Linked DNA regions of Homo sapiens: region 2 is linked to region 1. A link is an interaction called in ENCODE POLR2A ChIA-PET data of the cell type or tissue named here. Cell type or tissue: Caco-2. All regions are shown on one strand. Each heading gives the region's core, and the rest is flanking DNA. Links, peaks and the distances in the headings are about the cores only. Region 1 has its middle 25 kb from the start of OAZ2. Region 2 overlaps CSNK1G1 (casein kinase 1 gamma 1).

Region 1 (5,375 bases), core at 185-5,184:
TCCTGGCTAACACGGTGAAACCCCGTCTCTACTAAAAAAAATACAAAAAATTATCCGGGCGTGGTGGCGGGCGCCTGTAGTCCCAGCTACTCGGGAGGCTGAGGCAGAAGAATGGCATGAACCCAGGAGGCGGAGCTTGCAGTGAGCCGAGATCGCGCCACTGCACTCCAGCCCTCCAGCCTGGGCAACAGAGTGAGACTCTGTCTCAAAAAATAAGAAAAGAAACCCCTGGATGTCATAGTAACAAAGTTGAGAACCCACTATTGATATTTTCAGGAATTACATTCCTAATTTCTCTCATGTCTGGGAGATTTTGCCCATTGGAATGGGTAAAATCCAGGGGATAGACCCCCCTGGAAACTCAAATTTGGGCTGTTCTCTCTCAGTGCGCTTTACTCAGGGGTCACTCCGTCGTCAGCACTGCCAGGCACTGTCTCGTCTGCAAACCTTGCTGGTGCCTGCACATACTGGACGTTCTTTCAGGGCATAGGTCATGCCATTGTCACTCACCAGCACAGTCCAGGGCCTTTGGTGATACCTAACACATGACTGGGAATGGCTACTTCATTTTTTTTTTTTGAGACAGGGTCTTGCTCTGTCACCCAGGCTGGAGTGCAGCAGTGCAGTCAGCTCACTGCAGCCTCCATCCTGGACTCAGGTGATCCTCCTGCCTCAGTCTCCCAAGTAGCTGGGACTACAGGTGTGCACCACCATGCCTGGCTAATTTTTTTTTTTTCTTTTTTCTTGAGACGGAGTTTCGCTTTTGTTGCTCAGGCTTGAGTTCAATGGTGCAATCTAGGCTCAATGCAACCTCCGCCTCTCGGGTTCAAGTGATTCTCCTGCCTCAGCCTCCCGAGTAGCTGGGATCACAGGTGCCTGCCATCACACCCGGCTGATTTTTGTATTTTTAGTAGAGATGGGGTTTCTCCATGTTGGTCAGGCTGGTCTCAAACTCCTGATCTCAGGTGATCTGCCCACCTCGGCCTCCCAAAGTGCTGGGATTACAGGCTTGAGCCACCACACCCGGCCATGCCTGGCTAATATTTTTAAACATTTTTTGTAGAGACAGGGTCTCACTATGGTGCCCAGGCTTGTCTCAAACTCCTGGGCTCAAGTGATCTGCCTGCCTCGTCCTCCCACAGTGCTGGGATTACAGGCAGGCAGTGACTTTCCTGTCCCTGCAGGTCTTCGAGTATACGCTGATGATGCTTAGTGGTGGTACTCGGGAAGCAATTCAAGCACTAGATGCCTGGTGGACCCCCGTCCTGATATATATATATATATAAAATGTTATCTATAATCTATATAATATACATATATAATACATACATAGCTGGGATTACAGATGCATGCCACCATGCCCGGCTGATTTTTGTATTTTCAGTAGAGACGGGGTTTTGCCATGTTGGCCAGGCTGGTCCCGAAATCCTGACCTCAGGTGATCCGCCCAACTCGGCTTCCGAAAGTGCTGGGATTACAGGCATGAACCACTGCGTTGGGCCCTGTCCTGATATTTTTTGACCCTGTTCTCCATCATGAAGTGCTGGACTTAGTCAAGAGTTGGAAACTCGCACTCTGCAGGAAGTGAGGAGACTGAGGGAGGCAGGCTGGGTGACTGGGTGACAGGAGAAGGGGGCAGTGGTTGCCCCTCAACCCCTGCCAGCTGCTGCTCAGCAAGGTGGGGACTCCATGTGGCTTCATGTTTTGATTTTTCAACAGAAACTGGACATTCAGATTTTAATGTGAAAAGTCCTGATTTTGGATGCCGACAACAAACCATATAAAGCCATTTCGTGCACTATACTATGGCCCATGTGCTTATTACTTTGCAACTTCAGGTCAAAGATTCCTAGTTTTCACTCTGTGCAGTAACTATAGGGAAAAAAACTGCCAAGTGCACAGTTACGCCCAACCCATAGGTATGACCCCTTCCTCTCCCTCCTTTGTTTTCTTCTTCTTTTTTTTTTTTTTTTTTTTTTTTTTTGGAGACGGAGTCTCACTCTGTCGCCCAGGCTGGAGGGCTGGAGTGCAGTGGCAGTGCAGTGGCAGGATCTCGGCTCACTGCAAGCTCCGTCTCCCGGGTTCACGCCATTGTCCTGCCTCAGCCTCCCGAGTAGCTGGGACTACAGGCGCCCGCCACCACACCCGGCTAATTTTTTTGTATTTTTACTAGAGACGGGGTTTCACTGTGTTTAGCCAGGATGGTCTCGATTTCCTGACCTTGTGATCCCCTTGGCCTCCCAAAGTGCTGGGATTACAGGCCGGAGCCACCGCGCTTGGCCATTTCCTTCTTTTGCTTCAGCCATCAAAGAGCCAGGCCCAAAGGCTGGGCTATCTGAGCATGTTGCCCTTACCCACATCCATCCCATCTCCCCTGAGGAAGAACCAGCTCTGGGCTTCCTTAGAACGCTGTATCTGCAATGCTCCCAGAGGCCACCAGAGGGCAGGGTAGAATGCCGAAAACTATTGGTTTGGGCTAGTGGACGGGCAGGGGTTGTGATCTCAGTCTGGCATCCAGGTTTGGAGGTTCAGGAAGGCAGCTAGGGTTGCTCCCTGAGGGTGCAGTGTGGCTCACCATTCCCAGACACACCTCCCAGTGGATGCCCATCACCTCATTTGTGGATCATAGGAGCAACTTTCTTTCTTTAAAAAAGAAAAACACCCAGGCTGGAGTGCAATGGTACTAGCCACCACCACCAGCTAATTAAAATAAAATTTTTGTAGAGATGGGGGTCTCACTGTGTTGCCCAGGCTGGTCCCAAACTCCTGGGTTCAAGCAATCTTCCTGCCCTCAGCCTTTGAAAGTACTGGATTACAGGCATGAGCCACTGTGCCTGGCCCATAGGAGCAACTTTCTGTCGGTACTTTCTGTCCTTAGCTGTTTTTCCCCAACACACACTGTCTCTCATGCCCCCCAACCACCCAGCAGTCACTGATATCAGGCTGGTCTGCCCCAGACCCACTCGCTACAGACCTTGTCAAGAGCCTTCAATAGCTCCTTGTTACATAAAGCTGGACCATCCAGTTTCTCAGAAGTGGAGTATTGGGATGCTGATCCCAGTTAGGTGAGTGGGAGTGAGCTGAAGAGGCTCTTATTTCCTTCATCTCAGTGTAATTGTAAGGGTAGGCCTTGCTGTTCCAACTTCATACATGAGGAGATGAAGCACGCGGAGAAAAGTGTCTGCCATCAAACTGAACTCAAATACTTTCTGAGTGTCCGTGTTTGATGGTGTAGGGGATACAAAAAACCTGAAGATAGGGTTCCCATCCTCAAAGAGACTATATAGCCTGTTAGGAAAACATGATACTCATCTAAAAAGATAACCAGCTCCCAGCAGCTTTCAAGTAGATAGTACAATAGCAACAGTGGGAACGTCAGAGAGTGGTCCCCGGATGTAGGGGTCAGGGAAGCCTTCAAAAAGGAAGTAGTGGTCTTCAAACTAGTATTTGCACCCCAAGAGGTACAAAAAGAATTTTCACTGTTTTTATTTTTATTTGTTTAATTTTTAAATTTTTATTTATTTACTTACTTTTTGAGATGGAGTCTTGCTCTGTAGCCCAGGCTGGAGTGCAGTGGTGCAATCTCGGCTCACTGCAACCTCTGCCTCCCAGGTTCAAGCAATTCGCTGCCTCAGGCCTCCCAAGTAGCTGAGATTACAGACATGTGCCACCACGCCCGGCTATTTTTGTATTTTTAGTAGAGACAGGGTTTCACCATGTTGGTCAGGCTGGTCTCAAACTCCTGACCTCAGGTGATCCACCCCCGTCGGCCTCCCAAAGTGCTGGGATAACAGGCATGAGCCACCTTGCCCAGCCTTAATTTTTGTATTTTTAGTAGAGACGGGATGTCACCGTGTTGACCAGACTGGTCTTGAACTCCGGGTCTCAAGTGATGCTCCCTCCTTGGCCTCCCAAAGTGTTGGGATTACAGGTGTGAGCCACTGTGCCTGGCTACAAAAAGAATTTTCTAAGGGCAGGTGGGCTTATGTTTAAGGGAATCAATTTCCAAAAAGTCTTTTTTTTTTTCTTTTTTTTTTTTCGACAGAGTCTCACTCTGTCACCCAGGCTGGAGTACAGTGGCTTGATTTTGGTTCACTGCAGCCTTGACTTTCCCGGCTCAGGCACTTCTCCCACCTCAGCCTCCCAAGTAGCTGGGACTATAGGCACGTGCCACCACACCTGGCTAATTTTGTTCATTTTTTGCAGAGGCAGGGTCTCACTATGTTGCCCAGGCTGGTCTCAAACCCCTGGACTCAAGTGATCCTCCTGCCTCAGCCTCCCAAGGTGCTGGGATTACAGGTGTGAGCCACTGTGCCCAGTGTCATCTTTAATAAGAACTATTTATGACTGAGATTGCCTGTCCTCCCTTCGTTTTTACAATTTCTTTTCTCTTACTTTACAAAAGAAATATGTAGGAAGCATGAGTGCTTCCCCTCTCTTTTTTCTGTTCTCTTCCCTCCGAGTGTTTTCCCACCTTTTAGAAGTTAGGCGTGGCCGTGTGACTTGCTTTGGACAGTGAACTATGAGCAAAAGTGTCTCTTCTGGGTAGAAGCATTTACGAGCCAGTATGTGATTCTCCTTCTTACCTTCTCTCTGCCATGGTGACTGATGACATTTTAGCTGGTAGAGTCTGGATCTCTGAGTGATGATGGTATGGATCAGAACCTCAACCAACTTGTGATGGACATTAGAGTGTTGGGGAAGATGGGGAGGAACCTTTGTTGGCTTAAGCAACATAGATTTTGATGTTGGTTGTTATTATAGCATAATTTAGTGGATATGCTACAAAGGACATATATGTCTCACCCATCCTATATCTTTTTTTTTCTGAGATGGAGTCTTGCTCTGTCACCTGGGCTGGAGTGCAATGGCACGATCTCAGCTCACTGCAACCTCCGCCTCCCGGGTTCAAGTGATGCTCCTGCCTCAGCCTCCTGAGTAGCTGTGATTACAGGCATGTGCCACCACGCCTGGCTAATTTTTGTATTTTTAGTAGAGAGGAGTTTTGACATGTTGGCCAGGCTGGTCTCGAACTCCTGACCTCAGGTGATCTGCCCACCTCGGCCTCCCAAAGTGCTGGGATTACAGGCTTTTTTTTGTTTTTTTTTTGAGACAAGTTCTCACCCTGTTGCCCAGACTGGAGTGCAGTGGTGAGATCATGGCTCACTGAAGCCTCGACCTCTCAGGCTCAAGTGATCCTCCCACCTCAACTGCCTGAATAGATGGGATTACAGGCATGTGCCATCACATCTGCCTAATTTTTGTATTTTTATTTTTATTTACTTGTTTATTTTTTTGAGAGAGTCACCCTCTGTCACCCAGGCTGAAGTGCAGTGGCACGATCTCGGCTCACTGCAACCTCTGCCTCCTGGGTT
Region 2 (5,375 bases), core at 92-5,091, 510 kb after region 1:
TCTCAAAAAAAAAAAAAAAGAAAAGAAAAGAAAAAGAAAAAAAGAAGGGGAGAGGCATCCCTGTAATCTTAGCACTTGGGAGGTCAAAGCAGGAGGATCAGTTGAGCCCAGAAATTCAAGACCAGCCTGGACAACATAGTGGGAGCTCATCTCTGGAAAAAATTTAAGAAACTAGCCCGATGTGGTGTCATGTGCCTGTGCTCCCAGCTGTTTGGGAGGCTGAGGCAGGAGGATTGCTTGGTCCCAGGAGGTCGAGGCTGCAGTGAGCCATGGTCATACCACTGCCCTCCAGCCTGGGTGACACAGTGAGACACTGTCTCAAAAGAAAAAAGGAGAGGGAGAATGGATATTGGGCATGCAAACAACAGGCGCTGCCACAACCTGCTTTGAAGAATATAATATTTATATTAGGAAAATAACATTTTAGTGGCATTAAATCCTTATATAGGACATAAATTTAAAAGATCCCCAAACTGCATTTACCATGTGTCTGATTAATAAAAGCAGTAAATCTCTAGGACAGAGTGTTCTGCTTTGGATGTCTCAGCAGGAGTCATTGGAAACAACTAGTTGGGTTTTATATATTTTTAAAAAGCTGAAAAATGACTTCTTCAAAACAACCGGGAAAAAAAGACTCTTTGGGGCCTGGTGTGGTGGCTCACGCCTGTAATCCCAGCACTTCGGGAGGCTGAGGCGGGCGGATCACCTGAGGTCAGGAGTTTGAGGCCAGCCTGGCCAACATGGGGGAACGCTGTCTCTACTAAAAATACAAAAATTAGCTGGGCGTGGTGGTGTGCACCTGTAATCCCAGCTACTCAGGAGGCTGAGGCAGGAGAATGGCTTGAACTCGGGAGGCGGAGGTTGCAGTGAGTCGAGATGGCGCCAGTGCACTCCAGCCTGGGCTACAGAGTGAAACTCCATGTAAAAAAAAAAAAAAAAAAAAACACTTCAAATTAAATCCTTTTCTCTTTTGGAGATAGGGAGAATCAAGACAACAACAAAAACAATTGAACAGATATTTATTGAACTAGCAGGAGTAACATATGTTAGAGGATACAAGCTAGGAATAAACATATTTAAAGAAAATGTTCAAGTTGTTTAGGATTTAGGCCGGGCATGGTAGCTCTCGCCTGTAATCCCAGCATTTTGGGAGGCTGAGGTGGATGGATCACTTGAAGTCGGGAGTTCGAGAGCAGCCTGGCCAACATGGCAAAACCCTGTCTCTCCAAAAAATGCAAAAAAAAATTGGTGGACACCATGCCTGTAATCTCAGCTACTTGGGAGGCTGAGGCGCAAGAATTGCTTGAACCCAGGAGGCGGAGGTTACAGTGGGCCAAGATTGCGCCACTATACTCCAGCCTGGGTGACAGAATGAGACTCTGTCTAAAAAAAAAAAAAAGTTGTTTAGGATTTAATGAATCAAGATAGACTAATACAATATATGAAATAGTTATTAATTCCAAATATGTGAGACCTACCCTCGAGAGAAGTATGTGTTAGATGTACATCTGTCTATATCCCACCCATAGAAATAAAAAGGGAATGGGGCTGGACACAGTAGCTCATGCCTGTATTCCCAGCACTTTGGGAGGCCAAGGAGGGAGGATTGCTTGAGCTTGGGAGTTGTTCAGGACCAGCCTGAGTAACATAGTGAGACCCCATCTCTATAAAAAATCAAAAATTTAGTCTGGTGTGGTAGAGCGAGCCTACAGTCCCAGCTGCTACTTGGGAGGCTGAGCTGGGAAGATCGCGTTAGTCCGGGAGGCAGAGATTGCGAGCCGAGATCTTACCACTGCACTCCAGCCTGGGTAACACTGAGACCTTGTCTCAAGTTAAAACACTTAGAGGCAGAAGCAAACAATAATCTACAACATATGCAACTGTAGACCACTATATACATAAATATATAAGATGGGAATGTTTCTGCTCTGTGAAACCAGATAATTTTTTAAGTGTTCTATAATCTTTTTTTTTTTTTTTTGAGATGGAGTCTCGCTCTGTCACCCAGGCTGGAGTGCAGTGGCGCCATCTCAGCTCACTGCAACCTCCGCCTCCTGAGTTCAAACGATTCTCCTGTCTCAGCCTCCTGAGTAGCTGGGACTATAGGTGCGTGCCACCATGCCCAGCTAATTTTTGTATTTTCAGTAGAGACAGTTTCACCATGTTGGCCAGGCTGGTCTCAAACTCTTGACCTTGTGATCCACTCACCTCAGCCTCCCAAAGTGCTGGACTTACAGGCATGAGCCACTGCGCCTGGCGTCTGTAATCCTATTTAATATCTACTATTCTCATGGTACCAGTTATATATTTAGTGAATGCCTCATATTTACAATGCACTTTATAAAGGAAATTCATTCACAATTTGCCACTTAGGTGAGAAAGTCTGGATTTTGGCTTCTTAATAGTTATGAATTTCAAATCTGGGGAAAACCCAGCCTTGTGTTTTTTCCCCCTTTTCCTTTCATCAGCACTTATCAGCAACCAAACACTAAGTGTCTGTTGACTTTTCTCCAGCTGATAAAAAACAAAAAACTATAGAGACTCCCTGTGAAAAGAGGGCCAGTTGTGCTGGCCTGGGGCCAGGCTGCACGCTCTGTGACCTTGCCTCTTCAGTCTGAGTTGTCCATAGGGCAACAGTTCCAAATAGCCCATGTGGCTATGGCAGTAAGCATAGAGAGTGCTCATGAACCAGATAATGTAACAAGTTATGTTAGCCTGGCCTTTGAGCTCAGTGAGCCATCCTTTGAGCCTTTTATGATACTGCACTTTCAGGCATCCTTTTGGGAAGATCCAATGGATCAGGGACCATTCTCTATCTTATAGCAGTGGAAATGTTTTTGGCACTGTGGTATTAAATAACTACTCATTTGAACGTATTGTGCAATGACTTAGCCTTTCCCATCATTATTAGTTCCCATTGAAGCTGTTGTGCTCAGTTTGAGTTTCCAGTAGGGACTATGAAAGAAAATGGAAATCTCACAAATTGTACTTTTAAAAATATTTTATTCAGTGCTAATACTGTTATCTCATATTTTGGCTTTTGTGTCTCCCACTGTATACCCCCATTTCCCCTCTGCTTTCAGGTGAAGGTCTCCCACAGGTGTATTACTTTGGACCATGTGGGAAATATAATGCCATGGTGCTGGAGCTCCTTGGCCCTAGCTTGGAGGACTTGTTTGACCTCTGTGACCGAACATTTACTTTGAAGACGGTGTTAATGATAGCCATCCAGCTGGTAAGTTGGAATTGCTCTTCTAGAAGAGAATAAGCTGGTTCCTCAGCCACATCCTTGTGGGCCTTTTGGTGATTTACTAGCCGTAGCAACACATCAAGAATTAGTACTCACAGGCTTGATGGCATTCTGGGAAGCTGGCTGGGGCAAAAAGGGTAAATTCAGAGAAGTCACACTACATCTGCAATTTGCTCTATTTTAAGACTTTGCACCTTGGAGCAATGCTCTGCCCTTAACTGAAGAGGAAGTATATAATTTAGATTAGGGAGAAAGAGGTCGATTAGATGGAGTTGTAAAAATGTGAATAATTTATTTGATTTTGTTTTGTTTTGTTTTTCATTTTTGAGACAGGGTCTCTGTCACCCAGGCTAGAGTACAGTAGCATGATCATAGCTCAGTGCAACCTCAAACTCCTAGGCTCAAGTGATTCTCCTGCCTCAGCCTCTCCAGCAGCTAGGACTGCAGGTGCCATGCCAGCTCATTTAAAAAAAAAAAAGTGTTTTGGAGACAGACTCCCACTATGTTGCCCAGGCTTGTCTAAACTGGTCTCAAGCAGTCCTCCCACCTCGGCCTCCCAATGTGCTAGGATTACAGGCATGAACCACTGCACCCAGCCTATTTATGTGTTTTAAATATAGCTGTAAGGTTTTGTCATGTCCTATCTCTCCCTTCACTGTTGCAACCAAGAAAAGATTGATGTTATAACCCATTGCACTAACACTCAGATTCAAAATTGTGTGACTAGGAATTTGCTGTAGTTCTCAGGCCTCCAGTTCTCTCAGAGACAAATTTCAGCTGAAGAGGCAGCTCTTGTAGCTCCTACCAAATTATACACAAATACCAGTTTAAGAAGCAGTTCCAACAGTTCCTTTGAGAAGTTTGTCACAAGCCCTTTGGGGAAGGATGCAAATATATCTTCATTTGTTTAAAATGGTAATGGTCTCTCCCACTGTCCTATAAAAATTTGGAAATGTTAGATAATTGACTTTGACTTTTGAGCCCCAAATTCAAATATCTGAGCTTCTCTTTCTCTACTAAAAGTTAGTAGAAAAGGGCTGGGAATGGTGGCTCACGCCTGTAATCCCAGCACTTTGGGAGGCCAAGGTGGGCGGATCATGAGGTCAGGAGATCGAGACCATCCTGGCTAACGCAGTGAAACCCCATCTCTACTAAAAATACAAAAAATTAGCTGGGCGTGGTGGCGAGCGCCTTTAGTCCCAGCTACTCAGGAGGCTGAGGCAGGAGAATGGCGTGAACCCAGGAGGTGGAGCTTGCAGTGAGCCGAGATCGTGCCACTGCACTCCAGCCTGGGCGACAGAGCAAGACTCCATCTCAAAAAAAAAAAAAAAAAAAAAAAAAAGTTAGTAGAAAAGCTTAGTAGATAGAAATACTTAATAAAATTTGAAATGCTTTTATGATTATTATTTTTGGTTATATTTAACTTAACATAAAAACTATAGCCCTGGCCAGGCATGGTGGCTCGTGTCTATAATCCCAGCACTTTGTGAGGCTGAGGTGGGAGGGTCACTTGAGGCCAGGAGTTTGAGACCAGCGTAGGCAACATAGACCCCATCTCTACAAAAATAATCTGAAAATAAATTTAAAACAACAACGATGAACTGTTTCGGCCAGGCATGGTGGCTCATGCCTGTAATCCTAGCATTTTGGGAGGCCGAGGAGGACGGATCACCCAAGGTCAGGAGTTTGAGACCAGTGTGGCCAACATGGTGAAACCCTGTCTCTACTAAAAATACAAAAATTAGCCAGGCATGGTGGCATGTGCATGTAATCCCAGCTACCCGGGAGGCTGAGGCACGAGAATTGCTAGAACCCAGGAGGCTGAGGCTGCACTCCACCCTGGGTGACAGAGCAAGACTCCGTCTCAAAAATAATAATAATAATAATGAACTGTTTCCCTGTCTCTGCTGCTAATTAGCTATGTGATGTCAGGCCAGTATTAACTTCTCTGGGCCTCACAACATCGAAAACTGGGTTGGGTAGTCTTGTCCAAATAAGCATAAGAAGATGTGGGCAGAAGGTGAATGTAGCAGTGGCATTTGTCTCAAAGGTCACCAACAGTTTGATATCCTACCTGGGAATACTTCTTTTGTCTCAAATGCTTAATTTTCTGACGTAGCATATA

What was found. Peaks named below come from ENCODE experiments on the same cell type or tissue, not always from the same donor. Only the 100,000 strongest peaks of a DNase experiment are listed, where the experiment ranks them.
Region 2: POLR2A ChIA-PET joins it to region 1 with 22 read pairs; 5 of 35 experiments call an interaction of 5 or more read pairs at or near these places.

What each region holds. Positions count from the first base shown.
Region 1 is chr15:64,725,449-64,730,823 of GRCh38, reverse strand. No RefSeq gene overlaps it. Among named protein-coding and RNA genes, the nearest start is that of OAZ2, 25 kb to the right of the region's middle. In Caco-2, for the core only: a CTCF peak has its summit at 2,443 (motif pointing right); a DNase peak (open chromatin) is centred at 2,443.
Region 2 is chr15:64,214,422-64,219,796 of GRCh38, reverse strand. It overlaps CSNK1G1 (casein kinase 1 gamma 1), which reads left to right. Exons shown (of 12, transcript NM_022048.5): 5 at 3,084-3,235. Among named protein-coding and RNA genes, the nearest start is that of PPIB, 54 kb to the right of the region's middle. In Caco-2, for the core only: no CTCF peak of the experiment used is centred there; a DNase peak (open chromatin) is centred at 2,606.